3 separate regions of the Mus musculus genome follow, and regions 2 and 3 are each linked to region 1. The links are chromatin loops, found by intact Hi-C in ENCODE. Cell type or tissue: heart. All regions are shown on one strand.

Region 1 (8,000 bases):
ACACAAAACTAGCCAATACAGCACCTAAGAAACATACCTCCTCCTCAAGTCTTCTGTTTTGGGAGTGGTTTAGCTGAGGAGGAAGACCCCACTGGTGGCAACCATCTCAGGGGCTGTGGTTTCAAGCTGAATAAAACCAGGGGAGGGGCAATGCAGACTTTGATTCCTGACTGTGGACACAAGATTAATAGCCACTATTGCCTTCCCTGGCATGAGACTATATCACCTCAAACTGTAAGCCAAGCTTTTTATCATCCCTAAGTTGTTTTTTGTCAGCTACAAGAAAACTAATACAAATACACTCTTAACATGTTGACTAAGCAACTTACTTACCCAAGCACTTACTTACCCAAGTAAAACAAAACCTAAGAAACCAGACACCCATATATGAATGTAAGAAGAAGGAATAACTACTGATATAAGCAATAGCAAGCAGGATACAGCTCGAGATGCCTTGGGCTGGGTGAATAAAGCTAAATGCAAATGGCAACAGAAGTTGAAACAAGAGACCACGAGTTGATTACTAGGGTCAGGGATGAGATGCACACTACAGAGGGCCTGAATGTTCTGGAGCAACTCAACTGCTTGGTGTACCAGTTGCAGTAATGACTGTGATTGGTTTTTCTCAAAGCCTATAGCACTGTATAATCAAAAGAGTTATGTTTACCATGTGAAAATAAGTTTGTCACGGAAAGTAATAAAATCCAGACATTGGAATCCTATCCCAGGCATTCTGTAATCCTAATCTGATATATCACTCACTTGTTACCATGCTTTCTGAATTTTTAAAGCCTTCAAGGTATACCTAAGGCATATAGTATTCTGTAAGTATTACCAGTCATTCAAGTTTCACTTTCATAACTTTACATCACTCATGTTTAAAGTAACGGATTCAAATACTCACTATCATCTGCGTCCTTAAAGGGCTACAAGAGAACAAGCTAGCTAGCTGTCCCATCTTCAGGCTGCCAGGCTCTCCCTCTCTTCAGTCCTGAAAAGCTTCCTCCTTCCCGTCACCAATCTCAACAATGCCCTGCAAGTCACTAACCACTAGGGGATGACAAAAGACTAAGGATAGGGTCCCAGCTCTGCTCTACCAATACGTAGTGGTTTCTGTGTTCACGATTGGGTTTGTCTTTCAACAGAGCATATGCCTTGACATATTTAACAGATATTTCAACCTATCTAGCAGGAACAAGAGTATAATGGCTGGAGAAAATACTATTGTTTTATTAGGAAGCGTCTAATTCAGAAAATTAAGGGTGTGAAAGGGCCATACATCTGCAAACACTATTCAATTTTTCCTAGGACCATGGCTTTCTGTTAGAAAACCTGGAGTTCATAAACTACACTGAACTAGCGTCTTCCAAGAACATGACCACAACATTCCATATACCACAGTCTATTTCTCACATGGTTACCCTTGAGGACCATGCAGCCAGAACACGAACCTCGGGAAGACAAACTACACTCAAAGTAGCACAGGCTTCCCTCAGTTTCCTACAGAACAGCCTGCCGCTGCTCACCTGTAAACAGGGACATGCAGACTAACAGGCGACTCACTTCACAAACACTTAACAAAACTGCATAAAGCTGATAGAGGCCCTTCCAGAAACTTTACCCCCAGCTTTAGATTTAAGAAAGGTCACACACATGGTACAGAGTCCTATAGACACCTCATCTAGTGGCACTACTGTTCACACCTCATACTGCGATTGTCACAGATAGGGAAGCAGCTTGGCACATTTTAAATGAACTGGATAGTGCTGTTCCTCAGTTCCCTCGTGCCTTTTCCATTCCAAAACTTTGTCCAGGTTACCCTACTACAGTCTCGTTACTTCCCTTGGCCTATGAGTTCCTCAGACTGCCTTGTCTTTGATGAACTTGAGAGTCCTGGGCAGTAGACAGTGGGAAATCCCTCAATCTGAGACTGTGAAATGCATTTTTTTAAACGGTAGGTAATGCTGCAACTGTGGGTTCCTGGCAGGAAAATCACAAATGTTAGCATACCGTTTATGTCACAGTATTACAGTGGTACATCCTCCTTGTGGTTAGAGTGGAAATGTCCATGATTTACTGATGACATAGTCCATTCTCTATTCATCTAAGGTTTTTCCTATAGAAAGTTACTCCTAGGCCCCCACATTGTGCTTAGGAAGGTGCAGCCTAAATTCAAGGGGATTGGAGGAAGCTTAAAGCTCTTTGTTAAAATTTAAATATAATTTCAATCTATTTCAATTATTCAACATTTAGCCATTAAAAGCCTTCAGGGTTGGCTTTGGATCCTTTTGGCATGCTTTCACCATTCATATCTCCTCATACTTTATAAAGAAAAGGAGGAGGAGGAGGAGGAGGAGGAGGAGGAGGAGGAGGAAGAGGAGGAGGAGACGGAGACGAAGACGAAGACGAAGAAGGGCAATGCTAGCACATAAGAGAATAAAGTGGGAGCTGTAACTCAGTTACTAGGCAGCTTGCTTAGCATGTATGAAACCCTGGATTTGATATCCAACACCACATAAAGCAAACATGAAGAAGACATCTGACCTCAACCAGTGGTCTCCCCAAGCATGGACATTTACACACACTTACACACACACACACACACACACACACACAGTTTTATTCAAATCATTAGCACAAAATTAACATTTCATTTTATAGGTGCATTTTTAAATAACTGAATTTACACAAGTTCTGCAAAGAGGAATAAACAAAGAATAAAAGGATGAACCACAATCAAAGCTATAACCAATGGACCTCAGACCATTTGACCACGGCTAACACTTTTGTCCTGGAACAAACTGCTCGGTAGTTAGCTAGGCTCTGAAGCTTAGGCGGGTCAGTGTCAGCTCGTTCACATGTTTAATTAGGCACAAGCCTATACCTTAGCTCATCATCTTGTTAATCTTCCTGTACTTGTTCTTTCCAGATGTGGAGAGATGGATTGAGGAGAGCAGGTAAACACGTTATCTGTCTCTCTGTACATTTCACAAGGTCCATTCAAGACTCAGAGATTGGTACATACTTATATTCCAATTAAAAGGCACGATCCATTTTCACCATCTTTTCTTTGACCCCACAAAGCTACTTAGATATGACTAACACAAATTTTTTCAGAAAGACTCATTCAGAAATATATAAGGGAATGCTCAGACTGGGGTGAAACTTAGCACTTGTGAGGCTAACACACGAAGGGGAGGTTAATACGTTCACAAAGCAGTAACTTCTTACTTAAAAGGGATGGCTATCTTCAGGTTCTTTCCCTGAAGAACTTTAGGAGGCTCTTTTTAGACTGTTGTCCTCTAGAGGGAGCTCAAAGTCCTCAATAGTTTTCCCAAGGTCAAGCCACTAAACCCACACAGATCTGATTGTTGGAGAAACAGCCACTGTGCCATGCAAAGCAGGTCCAACTTAATGCTGTCCTTTGGAAACCTCTTCCCTTCAAAACTAAACCCCTGACAAACAGGCCACACCATTTCTTTCTTCCCTCCACTTCATAGCCGCCCCACTTGGCACTGACTAGACCATTCATCCCTCTTACCTGAGAGGCAGAGGGCAGACAGTGGTGGTAAGCACCTGGAGGCAAATGTCTTCGACTCTTGACTCTCTGTTGCGTCCAGAGAAGCCTGAGTCAGTGCGTTCCCACTGTCTTCACATCAGGACATGGACAGAATGAGATGGTTGGCATTCTTTTTTAAGATAAAGCTGCTTTTGTCTTCCTAGGTTCACTCGGGAAACCACTCATGTACGATACCTCAGGACCACATTAGTGCAGCACAGGCACAGAAAACAAACCAAAAGTGTGACTGTCATTTTCCTACCTGGCCATTCATTATCTTATGCCTAGAGGAGGAAGCTTAGCCTAGCTCTTAGAGACTCCTTAACCCCAGCATTAAGGAGACAAAGACAGGCAGGCAAACATGGACAACCTGCTACTACCTAGAGGTGTCCTAGCCCAGTCAGGGCTACACAGTGAGACCCTTTATAAACAGCAAAATAAAACAAAATATTAATTGTCCCTAGGGTGTTATGGTCAATATAGCCTTGGCCTTTGTTTTCCAAACACTCTACTTTAGTTCACTGAAATCTGAGCCTACAGCCCAAACAAGTAACAGTATCACAACTGCCTTGCTCTGTTGCTTCTTCACACACACACAGAGCCTGGGCCTGTGTCACATAGCAAACCCCAAGCCAGCAAGGGCTACTGAGTGAGACCCAGTCTGAAATCACCAGTAATACTGATGGTGGTGATACAAACATTTCTTCTGGTGTGTATGCAAACAAACCACACTTCACATCTATGGGTATCTTAGTCACCAACCAAGGATGTTTCTACTTTCACTTTTGAGATAGGGTCTTAGGGTGTGGTCCTGGCTGGCCTGAAACTATGTGGACCAGACTGGCAGCAAACACAAGATACTTGCCTGCCTCTGTCTTTGCTGGAACTAAAAAGCCCATGTGCCACCACATCTGGCAGATTTTATATTTTTAAATGGTTGAAAACTAAAATATTCCACGGCACTAAAAACACACAGAAGTGTAGCTATAGAGGTTTTTAATTTTGAAATTAAAAAAACAAAAGAAAGGTCTTTCAAGGCTGAAGAGATGCCTCTAAGGACCCACAACCATGCACAACTCCAGTTCCAAAGGATCCAACACTCATTTCTAATTTCCAGACACCTGAATGAATGTGACGCATATATATACATTTAGCAGACACATAAAATATTTTTTCCCACCGAGCAGAGGTGGTGAATGTCTTTAATTCCAGCACTCGGAAGTAAGGGCAGGTGGATCTCTGAGTCTAAGGCCAACCTGGTCTGCAGAGTGAGTTCCAAGACAACCAGGGCTACACAGAGAAACTCTACCTCAAAAAACAAAACAAAAAAGTTATTTTCAAAGTAATTTCTTTTAAACTCAGAATTGGTTTCTATCGATGTGTGTATTTATAAAAGCTTTACAGACTACAACTGTCATAATCACACTATAAGAATCAGGACACACTGCACTGTCCATTTGTCTTGACAGTCATTCTTAATTCAAATTTGATTTCTCATAGGTTACAAACTCCTAAGAAATTTAGATGAAAAGACTAGAGATTTTTAGATTATGTTAAAAATTTTTTACAGGCTTTATTCTAATATCCAAAACCAGAACACTGAGTTTTAACTAACAACAACCCTGTCAGCTTGTGTCCTGTCAACTGCAACACAGAAGACTGGGAATCGGGAGGAGGGAGAGCAGATAGGAGAGCAAAGCAGAGGTGCTTTAGAAATCCTAGTAAGCAACCCTGTAGTCAGAGCCAGTGCAGTGCAGTGCAGTGCAGTGCCATGCTGTGGTAAGCTGCATGTAATGTACTAGCATTTAATTCCCACCACAAACAGGTACACCTGTTTACATTAATACAAAGACTTAACAGATGAAAAATCTAAGGCCAAGAGGCCAAGAGGTCAGGTATGAACAAATCTTCAAACATGTGCATAAAATAAAGATAAATATCAAGAAAAATAAGTTTAGGTCTTCCCACTGGCTCAGAGGACCTCATCACTAATAGGCAGATATGTGCCTCAGAAGCTCCAGTTAACAGCGTCTAAAGAGCAAATAAACAAAAGAAAGAAAAGCCCGCTGGATAACTAATCCAAAAGATTACACCACTGATTTCCTCACAAACCCTTAATCAAAGGAACACCTCACGTGCCTTTATAGGAACAGCAATTTAAGCATGCCATGGTAGCAACCTACACTCCCAACACTTAAGCTAGGTGGAGGCAGTGGATCAGGAATGCAATGCCATTATTTCCTGCAAAGGATGTTCAAGGCTAGCCTGAGACACTCAAAAGTCAAACAGAAAGGAGAAAGGAAATTACAGTGAATTCTTTCTACTTGGATCTTTTTTAAAATTCTTTTTCCTCTTAATTTTGGTAGGTAAAACATCAGGTAGGCATTTCCTGACCTGGTCTGCAGCCATACTTAAAATTCAATTCCTTGTTTCCATTACACTTCTCAAAGGAAGTTATGTTTCAAATAACTCTGTGAATGTGTTCTTACTAAATAAGGGATGAGAAGAGTCAGAACTGTCCAGCAGCAGAAGAATGCATTCTGAAGGCAGCCCTGCCAGAAACATGGATGGATGGACGGACGGATGGATGGACGGATGGACCAACATACAGAAGAGTAGTAACAAGCTTGTAAAAACAAACCCAGCAGGAGAAAAACAAGAAAAACTATAGTCCATCTGCACATCTCTGAGTGAACTACAATTGAGCAGAATGTTGTATGAGCAGCTAAATGGATCTGGCAGGAGTTTACAGAAAGCACTCAAAGTCATATGGCATTTCAAGGTGATTTCCTTCTGGGGCAGGTAAAGAAAACCAGGGTTGCAGGCTAAGCGCCTTGAGGCTTTCCTATCCTTGGCAGCTGAGCAGGAACCACATGAAGAGATGACTGGGTTGGGGGCTGCTGGTGAGGTGGGATGTTTTTCCAGAAGCCAAGCAGACAGTGTTTTGGAAAAGCAGTAGCCATAAACTGCATTTAAAAGAACTTAAAAATATATGAGCAATGGGGGCTGAAATTTAATTTTAGGCTTGATGACATGGAGATTTTCTGTGTAACTCCACTGGACTAATGTCTTCAAAATAAAAACAATTGTTTCCGATGGCCTTATTTCTGGGGGCTGTCAGGTGAAAGGATGCTCCAGAGGGAAACTATGTAAGTGCCAACTACAGACTCACTCCCATGGCTGCTGTCAGACATCATTTTTCCTGGATGCTGACCTGAGATACCAGTTCTCTGCCACATGGATTCCAGAAAAGTTCACAATCATGGTAGCTGGTCATGAAAATGAAAGAAAATGAAAGGGAACAGCACAGACCTTTGGGTAGCCTCATCTGTAAGTGTATGTCATCACTTCTGTCATGCTTGTACTAGTCAGTTGTTAGGTGTGTCATTCAAGGGAGAAACTTATACAAAGAGCAGAGCAGCAGAGGGCAGTGTCCATTGGAGCCATGTTAGAGGGTGCCCACTATAGTTCCTTGGTCAGCACAGAAAAACAGTTAAGAACTTCATGGCCACGAGGTAACTTGACTACAAGCTAAAGAGAGAAGCCTAGAGCAGTTTCATCTTTGAGCTTCAACAGCCCTAGCTGCCTCCCTGCCTCACCCAACTCCTGTGTGCACAGGCCTGTGTATCTGTTGCTGTTATTTAAGAGGACCTAACACAGGGCCTTGCAGGACCTCACAGGACCTATGAGGCAGACACTCTACCATTTAGTTACTACAGTCCCAGATCTCAAGCTACTGGATTTTTAATCCCTGCTTCAAAATACAAAATACTCATTAATCTAACCACCTATAGACCACTATCATTTCCACCTAGGCCAATCAATACCGGTCCCTTCTCCTACTCTTCAGGGGGCTCTCAACCCTGTAAACAAACACTAAAGCAGTCAACAATGTCATCTTTCCCAGCTACTACTGTGTACCTGCCAAGTGCGTCTCACGGCTTAGTTGGGGCACTCCTCCAGGGTTTCCAAGGATACTGAACTCTCCCTATTATGCTGTTGGACACTTCAGAGTGTTTAACACGTGGGTTTAGATCATCATTCACTACCACAAGTCAATAGTGCTAAGGTACTTTGCACATTCTTTCAAAGCCTGTTTTGATAAAAAGTGATAGGAAATCTGTATTAGTTTTCCTACCTAGTCTAATTCTACTCTTGAACAAAACAATGTTGTTTTCACCCACATCAGTAATTCCCAGGATATTTTCTTCTATGGTAATTTTACTAACTGCTGAATTCTAAATGTCACCAAACTCAATTCAAAACACAAGTTTAGGCCAGGTGTGGTAGCAGACATATATAACCGTAGTATCAGTGGTCTAAGGGAGGAGAATTACAAGTCACAAGCAGCCTAGAACATATAAACTGTCACAAAAACTCCACAAAGCAATTTAAACTCAGCTTATTATTATTTTCTGAGACAGAGTTTTACTATTTGGCC
Region 2 (8,000 bases), 88 kb after region 1:
TGAAGGAGTGGAGGGAGATGAGTAGATCTGCAGTTAGCCAATTTGCTTCCCTAGTCAGAGTGGCTTGCGTTTCCTCGGGGAGTGCCTGCTGGAGTTGGGGGTGGGTTAGGAGGGGAAGATCTATGTGACCCACTAGAGCTGGGGGCAGGAGGTGAAGGGAGCTGCAGCTGGTGCTCTGCTGCAGAGATGGGGATGAGGCTGGCTGGATGATTGCTTTTGGTGGGGCAGAGGGCAAGATAAAGATCTGCAGTCAGTCTACTTGCTTCTCTAGCAGGCGTCTGGCTCACAACTCTAATGGCTGAGAAGCTCAGACATCTTGAGAGCTTGGGATAGGGAAGAGAACAAACTAAGAGCTTAAGAGAGGAGAGAATCGGAGCTGATACTATTAGTTGAATGGAGACTGGCCTAAAGCTGCAGCCATCCATCTGTATGTTGGCTTCATGATTTCTCCATACAGAATGTATTGCAACCACACTTGATGTCTGTGGGGACTGCAACCTACTATGGGAAATAAACTGAGTCTCAGCCATTTACAAATAGCCAACTGTTAAACTCTGTTTTTGTTTTGTTTTTATTTTTTTTTAAGACGGGGTTTCTCTGAGTAGCCCTGGCTGTCCTTGACTCACTTTGCAGAGTAGGCTGGCCTCAGACTCAGAGATCTGCCTGCCTCTGCCTCCTGAGTGCTGGGATTAAAGGTGTGTGCCACCACCCAGATGGAAGCCTATAAGATAGACAACTGACACTGCACTTCTGCACACCTTTCTGTGTCTTGTGTGTCATGTTTTGTTTCTCTTCTTTGGCTATAAATGTAGCCTGCCCATTTGGTAGACTGGTGCATTCTGAACTTTGAGTCTATACTGCTATTTGGTTCTAGAATAGTAAATAAAAGCAATTGGGAAGTGGAAAATTGGGGATGGAGAGAAGAAGGTTCAGTGGTTGTAGTGCTTACTGCTCTTGCAGAGGGTCTGAATTTGGTTCCCAGCACCCATAGCAGGCATCTCAACAGCCACCTGTAACTCTTGTTCCAGGGAATTTGAAATCCTCTTCTGGCTTCCACATAACACACACACACACACACACACACACACACACACACACACACACTTTCTGCTTTATGCAGACGTCAGCTCTTAAAGCATTCATTGTTAATGCTGAGCATACGCTTGTGTGCTGGCTAGTTTTATGTCACTGAGATGGATAGACTTTGGGTCTGGCTAATTTTGACATGCCGTGGGGTTTTTTTTTTTTTTTTTTTTTTTTGTGTGTGTGTGTTTTTGTTTGTTTTGTTGTTGTTGCTGTGTTCCCTCCCCTCTTGTTTTTTTTTTCCCTAAACTAATAAAGTTTATAAAATGAAAAAAAAAAAACATACCACAGCACTGCCTTACTAAATGTCACTTGGCAGAAAGAGGGCTACAGAACCATCTTGGTGCCCCTCCCCCTTCTCTTTTGCGGTAGGAGCTTGCTTTGCATTCCCGGCAGACCTGAAACTTCTAATCTTCCCATGTCCACCTCCGAAGGATGGGGCTCCAGGACTGTGTTGCTAGGCAGCTACTCTTTCATCAGAGCCTTGTATTCAGCTCCTGTTATTATTTTCCTTTTGGAGTCTGAGACTCAGTCAGACAGAGTCTCAAAAAGCCCACGATGACCTAGAACACTGTGAAGCCAAAGATGATGAGAACTCTTGGCCTTCCTGCGTCCCTCACCCAGGTGCTGGGATTTCAGATGTGTGCCATCACGTCTGGTCAAGGGAACCAAACACTGCTATTCTGTTCTTTCCATGCTGAGCGTCCAGCGCCCGTAGGATTTCCAAGGCTATAGATCTCTGGGGTTAGTGGGGGTTTTAAGACGGAAGCTTGGGAAATACATGTGGGCTGGGAATGTAGGCTTGTAATTGTTCAGCTTCCCTGTGCTATTTAAAGCCTTGGAGTGAATGAGCTGTGCAAAGGAAGAGGAAAAGAGGGCCCTGGTGGAAACTCTGAGGATCCTGAAAACTCACCGAATGGAGAAGGAGCCTGAGACAGTGGGGCTGCAAAATAAAAGAGGGTTAGATCTAGACAAGGCAGCCTCTTGGGGGTCTGCAGCCTTGTGGGTCCAGGTTGCACAGGCCTTAAAGGGAGAAGGACCTGGTTTCAGCATTATGGCGTCAGCAGGAGCCCTTTGAGTGGAGCACTGAGTGGGTCCCAGACATGAGAGGAACAGGGGATGGGAGGGTGAACACAGGCTTCTCTGTTACTCTTCAGGCCTTTAAAGCAAGCTAACCTGAGGAGGGTGTGGGTAGAGCACAGACTTTTTCTTTAAGGTGGAAGGAAGGCAGTATCTGAGGCTGAAGCCACAGGAAAGAGATGAGAGCTGCAGAGGATCTCTGAGGTGGCTCAGCAGGGAAAGACGCTTGTCACATAAGCCTCAATATCTGAATCCATGGCGGAAGGAGAGAGCAAGAGCACCCAGTGTTTGCTTCCATTTGGGCTTCTCTCTCTCTCTCTCTCCTTCTTTCTTTCCTTCCTTCTCTTTCTTCCCTTTCTTTCTTCCTTCCTTTCTTTCTTTCTTTCTTTCTTTCTTTCTTTTTCTTCCTTCCTTCTCTTTCTTTCTACTTTCCTTCCTCTTTCTCTCCCTTTCCTTCTTTCTCTCTCCCCCTTTCTTTCTCTCTCTCTCTTCCTCCCTCCTTTCCTCCCTCCCTTCCTTCCTTCCTTCCTTTCATTCTTTTGTTATTCAAGACAGGGTTTCTTTGTATAGCCACAGCCATCCTGGAACTCACTCTGTAGACCAATTGGTCTCAAACTCAGGAATCTGCCTGCCTGTGTGCTGAAATTAAAGAAGAGAAACTCCACATCTGGCTTGATTTTTTTTCTTTCTTTCTTCTTTTCTCTCTTATATTCATTCATTTTGTGTGAATATGTGTTATGTGTGCATGCCACAATTTACACGTGTGGAGGCTTTGGGAGTCAGTTCCCTCTTTCTACCATGTGGGTCCCAGGGATTGGTTTCAGATTGTCAGGCCTGTCAACAAACGCCTTACCCCTTGGCCCATCTTGCAGAAGACCCAGGTTCTGAGAACTGGGCTTCTGTTCCAAGCACGTACTTAGTGGCTCACAACTGTCTGTAGCTATAGTTCCAGGGAATCCAAAGCCCTCTTTTGGCCTCTGCAGGCACCAGGCATAGACACGGTACATAGACATACATTTGGACAAAATCCCATTCATGTAAAATAAAACAATAAAAAAATGAAGAAGGAAAAATATTTAGAGATGTATTCCTCACTTTGTGGTTTTATAAAATTGGCGCGAGCACATACACACACACTTGAGGGCATGCACAAGTTCCAGCACGCACAGAGCATGTCTGGTGAATGGAGAACAACCTTGAGGAGTTGGTCTCTTCTTCCAGCATGGATTCAGGTGGTAAGGCTTGCATGGCAAGTGTCTTCTCCTGCTAAGCCATCTTGCCTGTGCTGTTTCCTGACTTCTGCTGAGGGGATGTGCTTATTGCACCAACGTAAGGTTGAAAAGCCATAAACTTGACTATCGGAAGTTGAGGCTCTATGCATGTAGTAAGTACTTATGTGACGGGAACCTTTTTTTTCCTGAGTTGGAGTTGAAAAGACAGCCTTGAATCCTTTTCCAGGGTGACTACAGTAGTCATATGCACACACAACATGTAAAAAGGACATCATTGAAAGGCTGTGCAAAATAGACACATAGACATTTCCCCAGAGGTCCAACAACAGTTCTGAAGTGAGCATGGGATCTGGGATGCGAGCGGGAGGGGCTGGTTGCTTGTGTGCATCTAACAAATAGCAGTCAGCGACTACCAAAGGGTCCATTGAGCGTTTTCTGAAAGCAGAACAATGTAGCAATTTAGTCTCTATGACATCACTTTTTAAAAATAGCTGCTTTCAGCAACCGATACGGGTTCATAATGAAAACGTTTTTTCATCTCGTTTGGGAAGAGGGCGGGGGACATTTGGGGGCAGGAGTGACCAGGGACTAAGTGAGATAAATGTCCTAATTGTACCCAGGCTCCAAGTAAATAGAAATGTAACTGGCACGGAGCTGCAAGGTCACGTGTTTACTCTCTCATTAAAAATATTAAGCAAAAAAGTCGGTTCCATTGTCTGGCCTTCTGGCATTTTATCTTCAGTGGTGTTTAGGAGATTAGGAACAATAGGTGGTAACCAGACAGTCTCTAAGGCTGCTTCCAGCGGCCTTTCTGGGGGTGCTGAAGGTGTGGCCAGATTGAGGCCTGGGCCAGGCTGGGCTGTGCAGCAGGTCCAAGGGCTGGTTCCCACCCGCTGCTGCCACCCCCAGGACAGATCATCCTTGGGGCTTTCAGATCCTCTAGGCTCACAGTCTGCCATCCAGCAGACCACATGCACGGTTCAGTTTACTAACCTAACCCATAAGAACCTTATTGCCCTAGGGCTGCAGGAAAAGGTTTAATAGGCGGTGTCAGGAAAGTTTCCTAGTCTAAGTGTACCCCTGCCCCGCCTTTCCCCAACCCCCCACAGGGCAATTCTCAACCCAGACCCAACACCAGGTTCTAAGTGTGCAGCTGGGAAGAGTCTTGGATGGGCTCCAAGGCTTGGAGCTAGCACCCTAAGAGTCCCTTCATGCGCAGCTGCTGGAGCCCTAGCTAAGATCACCACTGTGCTGCTGCTGCTTCAAAATAAAAGTTCCCTGAAAGGCAGGACAGGGAAGTTCTTTTGTCCCCCCCCCCCCCTTAGTCCCCCTCAATCCCTCCCTTCCTGCATGCCTCCATCCCTGCCTGCCTCCATCCCTCCCTGTGTCCTTTTCTCCCCGCCTCCTTCCCTCCCTTCCTTCCTCACTCCCCCCTCTCCCTCCCTACCTCAAGCAAACTATCTGTAGTGCAGGCTTGTCCTCAAACTCCCACCCCCCTGCCTATATTTGTGAAGAGCTGTGGTCACAGGCATGCACCACCGTTCCTGTCCTTTTCAGAAGTTATTGGAAATGATTGGCTGACATTGTACCAGTCACTGTGTACAGACAAGGCAGAATTCCTCCCCGACAAGAGGAACCTGAGGTCTGGCTGGTGGAAACCAATGTACCATGCGATTTCTTTTCACAGATTCCGTGACAGGACACTGTCCAAAGCACAGTGGCGAGAGTGGCTCATTTCATCCAGTGTGGGGGACTGCACCCGTGAGGCAAAGCTTAGGGGAGGCGCCACGGTTTATGGAACCATCAGAACCATCAGGGTCTGATTCCATGTCAGGCGGAGTTCAAGTAACAGCAGCAAGGTTTTGTTGAGCATCTTCTATGCCCCAGGCACCGTTTCAGAGCCATCCACTCTGTCCTTCATTGAAGCATCCTGGTGCATGCCTTTAATCCTAGGACTTGTGATTTAGTTCAAGTGTCCATTGCTTTGAAGAGACACCAGGACCACGACAACTCTTATAAAGGAAAGCATTGAATTGGGACAGGCTTACAGTTCAGAGGTTTAGTCCATCATCCTTAGAGTGGGAAGCAGGGTGACCTGTAAGCAGATCCGAGGCTGGAGAGAGTTCAACATCTTGATCCGAAGGCGGTGAGATACACTGGCCAGACTTGAGCTTATAAGGACTCAAAGCTAGCCTCTACTGTTACACAATTCTCCCAACAAGGCCACACCTAATAGTGCCACTCCCTATGGGCCAAGCATTTAAACACATGAGTCAGGTGTCGGGGGGGGGGGTCATTACTGTTCAAATCACAACTGAGGAGGCAGAAGAAGGCCGATCTCTATGAGTTCAAGGCCAGCTTGGACTACATATCAAATACCAGACCGGCCAGGGCAACATAGTGAAACCCAATCTCAAAAAAACCTACCAAACTAATTAGGAATAGACTTCCTCCTCTCTTCTTCCTTCACTCCTTCCTTTCTTTCCTCCTCTCTTCCTTTCCTCCCCTACCTCTATGATGGGGGTCTCATAATGTAGCCCAGGCTGGTCTTGAACTCATGATCCTGCCACCATCTCCGAAGTGCAGGGGTTATAAAAGTGTGTGCTGATACATCTGGCTTACCATCCCTTTTTTTTTTTTTTTTTTTTTACATTATTGGGCAATCAACATTTGAATTTATATCGTTTTAGATATGTTCTAATCCAGAGATTTCTAAGACGATAGGAAACTTGTGTGTAGGTCAGCACAAGCATTATGATATTTTATAGAGAAACTTGACACCTCAGAATGTTGGTGTCTTCAAGGGTCTTGGTATCCGTTCCTTGACAATGCTGCAGGTTCACTGTACCAGGATGAGAACCTAGCCGCCACTTTTTCTGACCATACAGGTCATTCTTGTGATACCTTATGTTATAAACCAAGAATAATCTCAGTGTCACACAAAGAAACACATCTATGTGTGCTTGCTAGAACTAATTGGGTCTTAGAACACTCTGCAAGCACATGTAACCAAGATGGCTTCCATCTTTTATCCCAGATCTTAGTAATGACTACATCTTATTTTTTTTATTTTTTTGGTTTTTTGAGACAGGGTTTCTCTGTATAGCGCTGGCTGTCCTGGAACTCACTTTGTAGACCAGGCTGGCCTCGAACTCAGAAATCTGCCTGCCTCTGCCTCCTGAGTGCTGGGATTAAAGATGTGCACTACCACACCCGGCTTAGTGACTACATTTTATCTCACTGGTGAGAGCTCATCTTCACAGTTTGATGCTACTGGCCAATCGGGCACTAAGAGGAAGAGACAGGTTCAGGAAACACGAGTTCTTTTCAGGTTAACTATCTTTTTAAACAAAAAGTTTCTCACACTTAAGATATGTGATGATTTAGTCACTTTTCCTTACGGCAGTTCTCCCATTTGAATGACTGGAAAATGCCAAGTTGTACATGGAAAACACCACGTGCTACAGTATGTGTCTGTGACAGTGTGTGAGCCAGTAGACAATCTCACAATGGCTGAGACTGGGACCAGCATCCAGATACCAACATCTTACATTTGAGTTTTAGCTACACATACTACTTGCTTGGTGGTCTTCGCCGCTCTGTGTCTCAGCCTTGCCATGTATATTACTGGTTTTGAGACGGTGTCTTGGGTGACCCAGGATGACCTCAGACTCATTATGTTGTCAAGAATGCCTTTGAGTTCCTGAACCTTCCATCCCCACCTCTCAGATGCTGGGTTACAAGGTGTCCTACCACCTCCAGCTTCATTTGTTTATTTCGGTTTTTAGAGACAAGGTTTCACCACATACCCCAGACTGGCCTTGAGTTTACTATTTGGCCCAGGCTGGCCTCAAACTTGCAGCAATTCTGCCTCAACCTCCTAAGTACTAGAGTTATAGGCCTGTGCCACCATGCCCAACTAATGTAATTTCGTATTTGTTTTTTTATGTATGGATGTTTTGCCTGCATATATGTCTGGGCAGTAAAGTGCCCTTGAAAGCCAGAAGAAGGTATTGGATTCCCTGGAACTGGAGTTATAGATAGTTGTAGGCTTCCACGTGAGCTCTGGGAATTAAACCCAGGGCCCCTAGAAGAACAGCTAGTGCTCTTAACCACCGAGGAGTGTCTCCAGCCCCAGCTAATCTCATTTATAACACAGGTAATGGGAAGATGTATTTTCTAGGTAGTAGCTTTCAGGATAGAAGAGATCATGCGGTGGGTACCTGGTCTCTTTTGTACTTGAGCTATCTCAATGACCTACATGTTCTGATACAATGTAAACGCCTTGCCTAGAGTCATTATGTGTATTATTCAGGGAATGACAAGACAAAGTCTGTACATAGTCGCTAAGAGACTGTTTTTTTTTCCCCCAAGTATTTTCAGTCTATGGTTGGTCCAATCTGTGGACACCGAATCTATAGATACAGAGGCCCCACAGTGTTTGCAGGGGAGTCAGGTGTTCTGGGTGGAGCCTGTCACCCCAGTGCACTGGCGTGGCAGAATCTAATGCCTCTGAGCACAGAAGTAAATGTGCCGTGAAGAAATTTTCTGTAACCAATTCCAGTAATAATTGGATTAGATCCTTATTAGATACAGATTTCAATA
Region 3 (8,000 bases), 570 kb after region 1:
GCCCATGAAGTGCTTGCCTAGCATGCACAGGGGCCTGGGGTTGACCTCCAGTGCTGCAGTCACCAGGCATGGTAATGCACGTCTGCAATCCCAGTACCCTGGAAGCAAAAGCAAAAGGTTCAGAAGTTCAAGGTCATCATCCTCAACTATATAGTAAGTTAGCAGCCGGCCTGGATATATGAGACCCTGTCTCAAGGTGGGAGGGGGGAGATAAGGGGGAAGAGAAGGAAGAGAGGAAGAGAGGAAAAGGGGGGAAGAGGAGGAGGAGGAGGAGAGGAAGGGGAAGAAGAGGAAGAGGAAGAAGAAGAAGAAGAAGAAGAAGAAGAAGAAGAAGAAATAATAATAATAATAATAATAATAATAATAATCCTTGTAGTATGTTGCCTAGTTGCCTAGTCTCCTGAAGATACCTTACATGCACAAACTACAGGGAGAGGAGAGTAGTGAGCTGCGACCAGGATCAAAGTCAAGGGCTTGCTGCAGTCCTGGAAAGGTAGAAAGGAGTTCCAATTCTCCTACTCCATCCCTCTACCCTGGAATCTTCTCACACACTGCCATGGATGCAAAGGACATTATGACATGTCTCTGATGCTGAGCTATGGTGTTGCTTTATAAAGGGAGGCAGAGGATAATGACAATGCTAAAAGGTAAAAATAAATATTTACTAAAGCAGCTTATGGATACCTGAGCCTGTAAATTATGCAGAAACGATCGTTGAACTGTGTGAAATAGACACTAGGCTTAGAGTCTCGAGGCCTTTCTTTTTTTTTATTGGATATTTTCTTTATTTACATTTCAAATGTTATCCCCTTTCCTGGTATCCCTCTTTCCCAGAAACACCCTAACACATCCTCCCTCCCCTTGCTTCTATGAGGGTGTTCCTCCACCCACCCACCCACTTCCACCTCCCTGCCCTTGATTCCCCTATACTGGGGCATCTATATGCAAGTGTGACTCTGGTTAAGTCACCTTGCACTTTCTGAAATATCTGCACTTGGAGAGTCAGAAATGTGAGCCGAGCCCTCCTGACAGGGTAGTAGTTGCCTGGGTCAGACAGGCATAGTGATGCTTGGGACTGTGCCATGTCCTATACCGGCGTACAGTGTTATCTTTTCTGGGTACCGAAGCAAAAGCTCAAATCGCTCATTAGACAAACGAGAAGCCGAAAATGGGCTCAGAAACAGCTCGTGTCCCCAACGCTGCCATCCGGGAACTGTTTTCAAACGCAATAAATGAGTGTGGAATGGCTTTAAATATACAAGCAGTTTCTTATTTAATCCAAAGATAGCCCTGAATTCTGTCTTCTCTCCTGAGAAGTTCCCTCTCTTGTCTTTTCAATATGCTCTTGGCCCCGAAGTATCTTCTTTTGTTTGGCTTGTTATATAAGGTTATGTAAATACGAACTGATACTACTTGATTCAATTCAAAAGACATCCCCAGAGAAGTCCACTCCTCAGTTCTGACTTCTTTGGACCTCCCAGTTGTATCTTCTGAAGTCTCCCACTGCAGTATTCAGGGTCTTTGTCTTTCTTCCTCCTGGTTCTGCCAGGACTGCTTCCTAGGCCAGACAGGCTCTGCGCTGGCCTGGACCCCTCTGTAGAGCCTCGGGCCACAGGCGTGAACAGTCATCAGCTGATCCTGGGTGAAGTGGTTTTGGAATCCTGTACAGCCCTGCTCCAACTCTCAGCTAGGCAGAGACGAGAGGAGGTGTTTGGGGATTTCTAAGTCCTCAAAGAGACTTCCCGGGCTACATATCCATCAGCCACAAGGATTTCCTCTCAAGGGTCAGCCCAAGGACCTCTGAACTTACCAATGGTTATCATCTAGCTCTGCCCGTGCCCTGCACTCAACTAGGGATTGAGGGTACTCAAGCAGGGAGCCAAGCAGATGGCCCTGGACCTGAGGTTCTGGGCTTCTAGCCAGGGTGGGTGACCTTCATCGTGACTTTCTGTCATCTTCCAGCCCCACCCTTCTTTCTCCTCTTCTTTCTGGTCTCCTTGTTCCCCCGAGTTCTCTTTCCCCTTCTCTCCCTCATGCCAGGCAAGTTTGCAACAGGCTGCTCTTTGCACAGTGAACTCAAAGGGCACTCTTGGCTCTTCTGGTAGCATTATGGCTACGACAGAAGTCCCGTTTCCTGGTCTCTCTTCTTTGCTCCATATCTCCTCACCAATCGTTTGAACTTTTAAACAGTGTCAACTGCTGAGTCCTGGAGAGCACCAGCTTTCCCAGGCTATGGTGTTGAGTGGATATGGCAGGTTTCTTCTCCCATTGTGTGGAAAGCCACGTGAGCACCGCTGTTCCTCCCTTCCACTGCCCAGCCCCATCAACATCATGCTCTCCTCTGGTTGCTCAGACCAGTCAGTGACTTGCTCCGAGTGGGAGACTCAGCATGAAATCTGACCAAAGCCAAGTCTTACTGTTGCCTTCAATTTCATACCCAGCTAGTGCAGCTACTGAGGGTGGGGGTGGGGTATTTTCAAAGCAATACATATCATTAAAAGAAAGAAGAGGAAATTTGGCTTTGTGGTTTTCTTGGGAAACACAATACAGTGCTGTCATCCTTTGGTATCCACAGAAACTGATCCCTGGACACCCAAACACCCAAATCTGTTGATGCTGAAATTCCTCTATAAAATGGTGTAGCATCTGTGCATCACCTCTGTGCAACCTTCATGTAGAGTAACGCATCTCCAGATTATTTCTAACACCTACCAACACAATGGAAATGTTATGCAAGTAGCTATGGTCCCATGCTCTTTAGGCAAAGATGACAAGGTAAAAAAAAAATCTGTATGTGTTGAGCATATATACAGATTTTTTTTAATAGTCCCAATCTTCTGCTGGCTGGATATGAGGATGTGGAACCTATGAATTCAATGCACCAGTCATATGTGTCAAGCTCATTGTCCTGATAAATAAATTAAAAAAATACAAGCATGTTGAATATGAAACATAGGCTAACTTTGCAAAAGGAGAACTGAGGCAAGAATCAGTTCTTCTTGGGCAAAATTCTTAGTATTGTTCCACTAGAAAGATTCATTCCCCTTCAGCAAGAGGGAAAGATATTCCAACTACAGAGACCAAGGCATAGATAGCTCTCTGTTGCCATCCAGTGGGGCAGAGCTGTAAGTTAGCAAGATTCTTGGCTGAGCCGATCCAGTGCATAGAATCCCAATTTGCATAAAATCATGCTATCTCCTCCAAAGAATGAGTAAAGCTTCCAGAATGCACCACCTCCAGCCCTCCCACCTCCCTCATTAGCTGCTTTTGTTTGTCTTTGAGATAAAGGGATCTTGGCTGGCCTCTCCTTGTTGACTGAAAAATTCAGTGCTCAAAAAGAACAGCTTTTGTGGTACTTGGGCCAAACCTACAGTTCCCTAATTGGTTTAAAAGATGGGAAAACAGGGTGTGGAGAGAATAAATGTGAACCAGAGAAACAGAGAGAGAGTACACAGTGCTGGCGGGTAAGTGCCAAGTGGTAAATAAGTCCTTTTTATAGACTCATTTGGCCTCGGCTCTGCAAAGGCTTCCGTAATTGAGGGAGGAAGCAGACTTAAGGGCAGTCTTGAGTGACAGTCAATTCTTTCTAAGATCTGTGGCTGATTTGTAAAGAGATAACAGGGGCTCTCCTGTGTCCTTGAAGTCTAAGGGTTAGTTAACAGGAGGAAGCATTTAGATCCAATTATCCTGGAATTTTCCTTAAGAACACACTGGGCTTTCATTCAATGGGCTCGTGTCTGGGTTTCTTGCTCTGATCAACCCAAACAAGGCCAGTGGTCAGGTTGGTCACCAGTGGTCAGATGTCAATGACACAGACCACATGGCACTGTGGTGAGTCTAGGACACACTACAGGCAGCTTCAGACTGTGAAGCCCTGATGGGCTGATTGTATGGGAGTCCACAGGCATCCAGGTCAAGTATCTCTAAAACTGAGGTTTGCCTGCCCCGGAAAGTTAAATGGACTATCAGATGTCTCAGATGTCAAAACTGAACATATCAGAATGCCAATAAGCTAACCTGTGCTGTCTGGACATCTTGCAAACTCTGTCCTCTGTACAGCCCCTCGGGTAACACAGCATGTGTGTGTTCCTTCTGCGTGAACTGGCTGCTCTCTGACTCAGAAGAAAAGCCACAGCAAAACCTGGGAAGAGAAGCCACCCTCCACAAGCAAACAGACGCCCCCTCTCTCAGCACAAGCCCGAGTCCATTTGCAACAATCAGGAAAGCTATGACAAGAGTGGAGATTGCATTACATCTGCAACCACAATCGTATATATTACACATCTTGGGTGCTTTCTTATTTCACTTATCACTTAGTGATAAAGATGACTAACAGATATTAAAGTTATTAGTTTGTAATTCATCTTCATTGTTTTTTAACTCAACTTTTTCTCTTTTGGGCTCTGCATCAGTGTATTTGAGGAGTATCCAGAGATTGCATGATGAGCTATTTATTTTAAATCATTACCATTTGCAAATGCTTATCTGTAGAAATCAGAATGTGCTCAGTTCTCTTCTGCTAGGGCAAAACATAAAACTGGGTGAGGTGGTGCACTCGTCTAATCCCGGGGCTTGGGAGGGGAGGATCAGGGGTTGGAAGTCATCCTCCACTCCAAAGCAGGTTCAAGGCCAGCCTAGGTTACACAGGTCCCTGTTTCAAAAACTGAAAGACGGTCCTACACTAATAAATCCAGAATAAATATCATATATTTATCATATATAATGATAGTGATGTCATATATAAGATATTGATATTGTATCATCTATATATGATATTATATATATGGTTACTATTATCATATCATGGTATTTATAGTATATATAATATATCACATACTATGTGATATATTACATATTGTATTATATATATCATATATATGATATATATGATATAATATACATGTATATATAATATTATAACCATAAATGTTTAACACTGGATTTTAAAAAACATAATAGTGGTCTTCTATTGACTAAAAAGGCAAATGAGCATAATTTTTGTAGGTTATCATGGACTAAAATATGTCTCTCCAAAGCTTGAGCTCTCAGTAACTCATAACCTAATTACATTGAGTGAGAAAAGGTGGGCTAAAATTGAAAAAAGGCTGGAGGAACCTGGTCCCACTTGAGTGGTATCCTTCTTAAAAAAACCATGAGGACACAGACATGATGGCCACATGAAGACCAGGAAGGGAAGGTGACCACCTACAAGCCAAATCCTAAGGCCGCCAAAGAAAACAGCCCCGCTGGCAGCAGCCTGGTATCAGACTCACAGCCTCCAGAACACACGAACACAAACATCATCAGTGGAAGACGCCCAGCGTGTGGTGTTTGGTTATTACATCCTGAGAAACTGAATCCAGAGTCCAGATCAGTTAGATCTGAAATTTCCCACCGTACCACATCCTGCCTTCCCAGCCTTAGCTTTCTGTTGTATTTTGATTTTAGTAGCTTATCAAGATATTAATTCACACAGCACAAAATTTGCTTGCTGTGGGCGTATAGTTTAATGATTTCAGTATATCTGCAGAGCATTGTACAATCCTGACCACAATACCACCTAATCTTGAAGTGGACACTTAAGGCCTCCAGGCCTCAGCTTGTCGTCTATGAAATGGGGCTGATACCTTCCACGTGCATTTGTTTAGATGGTTGAAGGATGTAGCAGAAGTCACATGTGTCTGTGTCTTTCTTTCTTTATCATTCTTCGGGCTCGGAGTCCTTTGAGGCTAATGCTAAGTCTCAAATCTTTAATGAATGTAATGATTGGCTCTCCAGTCAAGGCTCCAGTCTTTGCAAAACTTGACATACACACCCACCCCTGCACCACCCCCACCCCATGGCCCCTTCCTTCCTACTTTCTGCTCCATTCCTGAGGTTTCAGCTTCGGCTTTGGATCCCCACCTGACGTTTTTCCTACGTAGCAGATGGCTGGCATGATCCAGCTTCCTAGCATGCTTGTCCTATGTAATCCCCACCCTCTTGAATGTGCTGGCTGCACCTAGTGACTCCCTTCTAATACATGGAATCCAGGAGAAGTGACCAGATGCCATTGCTGAGATTAGGTGACAGGAGACCAGTGGCTTTCCTGCTCACTTATTCGCTCTGAGGGAAGCCAGCTGCCACATTAGGTCCTGTCCTCAAGAGAGCCAAGCAGCAAGGCTTCTCAACAGCAGCAGCTTGGGTGAGCTTGGTCACAGGAACCTCCCCAGTGGACCACAGACATACACCTCAATTGGAGCCAGCTTGAGACTCAAGCCAGAGGCCACAGTTAAGCTATCTGTGGACTGTTGAGTCCTAGACTGTGAGTCACGGGCTGCTGAGTAGAGATTTGTTACACAGCAATAGATAACCTGCACCTACCCCACAGTCTAGAATAAAAAGAACTGAAGCCAGACTGGCCAGTCCTTGCACAGTTCAGAGCCCAGCACCTTGTCAATGGTCGAGAAACTCCCCAAACCTAGCCTGTGAGAATTTCCTACCATTTTTGTCTCCTTAGAAGGGCTTACTACCTTCCAGACCCTGGAATTCAGTTCAGGCTACATCATGACCTCAGCTCTTTGAAGGCCCAGATGAGTCACGATTCTGGGGATGACCCCAATTTTGCACAGCATTACCATAAAGGCAGTGTTCTCTTATGGGTTTCTGACTCTTAAATGGAAATGAAACTTTGGACTAGGTTTGTACTCTCCTCTGTGTGTGTGTGTGTGTGTGTGTGTGTGTGTGTGTGTGTGTGTGTACATTCATGGGGGTATAACTCTGCATTTGAGTGAGTGCAGCCAGATTTTGACATTGTGTATCTTCCTCAGTGTGTGTGTGTGTGTGTACACTTGTGGGTGTGTAGCTCTGTATTTGAGTGCGTTCATCAGATTTTGGCATTGTGTGTCTTCTTCAATCCCTCTCTGTATTAGTTTCGAGACAGTGCCTCTCACTGAATCTGGAGCTCATCCATCTGTCTAGACTGACTGGCCAGTGAGCGCAGAGATCCCCCTTCCTCACATCCTCAGCACTGAGACTACAAGATTCATATTTTGACACCCAGCTTTTCCCCACCCTTGGTGCTGAAGACGAAACTCAGGTCCCAGGCATGCTGGGCTAACATTTCACCAGCTAAGCCATTCTCTGGACCCTGAATTTGCATTTTAGTCCTTCTGATCCACTCTGCTCATCCATGAGCCAGCTTCCTCGCCTGTTCAGGAAGGTTCTAAATGATACTGAATATGACAGTGACTGAAATTGTCAGGATGACTTCTCAAAATCATATGTGTGTTACTCTGGATTCCTTTGGAAGATTCCAGTGTTATACTAGGCTCTTGGCAGATGAGGAACCAACCAGTTATGTCTTAGGGAGGCTGAGGAGAACTGAGGTGACTTGTGGTTTGTAATTGCCATGATTCTCCCATGTCCAACACATACAAAGAAGCTATAAGAATAGACACACAGGCCTGCCAATCTCAGCCTTTGTGCTCTCAGCATTTGTTCTGAGATGTAGACTTACTAGAAGGATCTCTTTGATCCATGTGAGGATTCTAGAGGTGGCCTTCATGCTGAGCCAGACAAGTCTGAGGACTGTGCATCAGGAGACGCTTGCAATCACACGAAGAGAGGCTCTTCAAAGAAGAAAGTCACACAAGGACAGGGGAAGAGAAGGTGGGGGACACCCCTGGTGATGTTACATCCCACTTCTGATTCCTAACTCAGGAGACTTAAGCCCTTTGCCATGTGAGTCTGTATACCAAGCTGGTTAGAGGTGGGGGTCCAGACCTCACAGTTGATAAAATCAGAGAGTGTAACAGTAAGGAAGAGTTCAAACAAGTTCAATAGGATGTAATCAGGCAGGATGCTTTCAGATGCAGGCTCCAGGGGACCCAGGAAAGGCACCTTGAGCTTGGATCATGTCAGTAAGCACTAGGCTGTAAATTACCAACTTCTTAGGAACTGGAGAGAGAAGTCTCTTATAGAAGATTCTAGCCACATTGTCAAGCAACAGGGTAACATGG

The links. A loop is a pair of places that touch in the nucleus more often than their neighbours do. Peaks named below come from ENCODE experiments on the same cell type or tissue, not always from the same donor. Only the 100,000 strongest peaks of a DNase experiment are listed, where the experiment ranks them.
Region 2: it touches region 1 in a loop (3-fold over the local background); 6 of 42 quality-filtered maps call a loop at or near these places.
Region 3: a loop joins it to region 1, with 2.2 times the contacts of the local background. A loop is called at or near these places in 4 of 42 quality-filtered maps.

What each region holds. Positions count from the first base shown.
Region 1 is chr14:67,043,696-67,051,695 of GRCm38, forward strand. All of the region lies in intron 2 of Ppp2r2a (protein phosphatase 2, regulatory subunit B, alpha), which reads right to left. Among named protein-coding and RNA genes, the nearest start is that of Ppp2r2a, 25 kb to the right of the region's middle. In heart, CTCF peaks have their summits at 1,055, 3,303 (motif pointing right) and 6,975 (motif pointing right); no DNase peak of the experiment used is centred here; H3K27ac peaks cover 285 bases.
Region 2 is chr14:67,131,498-67,139,497 of GRCm38, forward strand. No RefSeq gene overlaps it. Among named protein-coding and RNA genes, the nearest start is that of Gm30438, 24 kb to the right of the region's middle. In heart, a CTCF peak has its summit at 4,305; DNase peaks (open chromatin) are centred at 3,904 and 4,584; H3K27ac peaks cover 2,236 bases.
Region 3 is chr14:67,617,867-67,625,866 of GRCm38, forward strand. No RefSeq gene overlaps it. Among named protein-coding and RNA genes, the nearest start is that of Gm24981, 55 kb to the left of the region's middle. In heart, a CTCF peak has its summit at 3,115; DNase peaks (open chromatin) are centred at 3,265, 3,795, 5,245 and 6,175.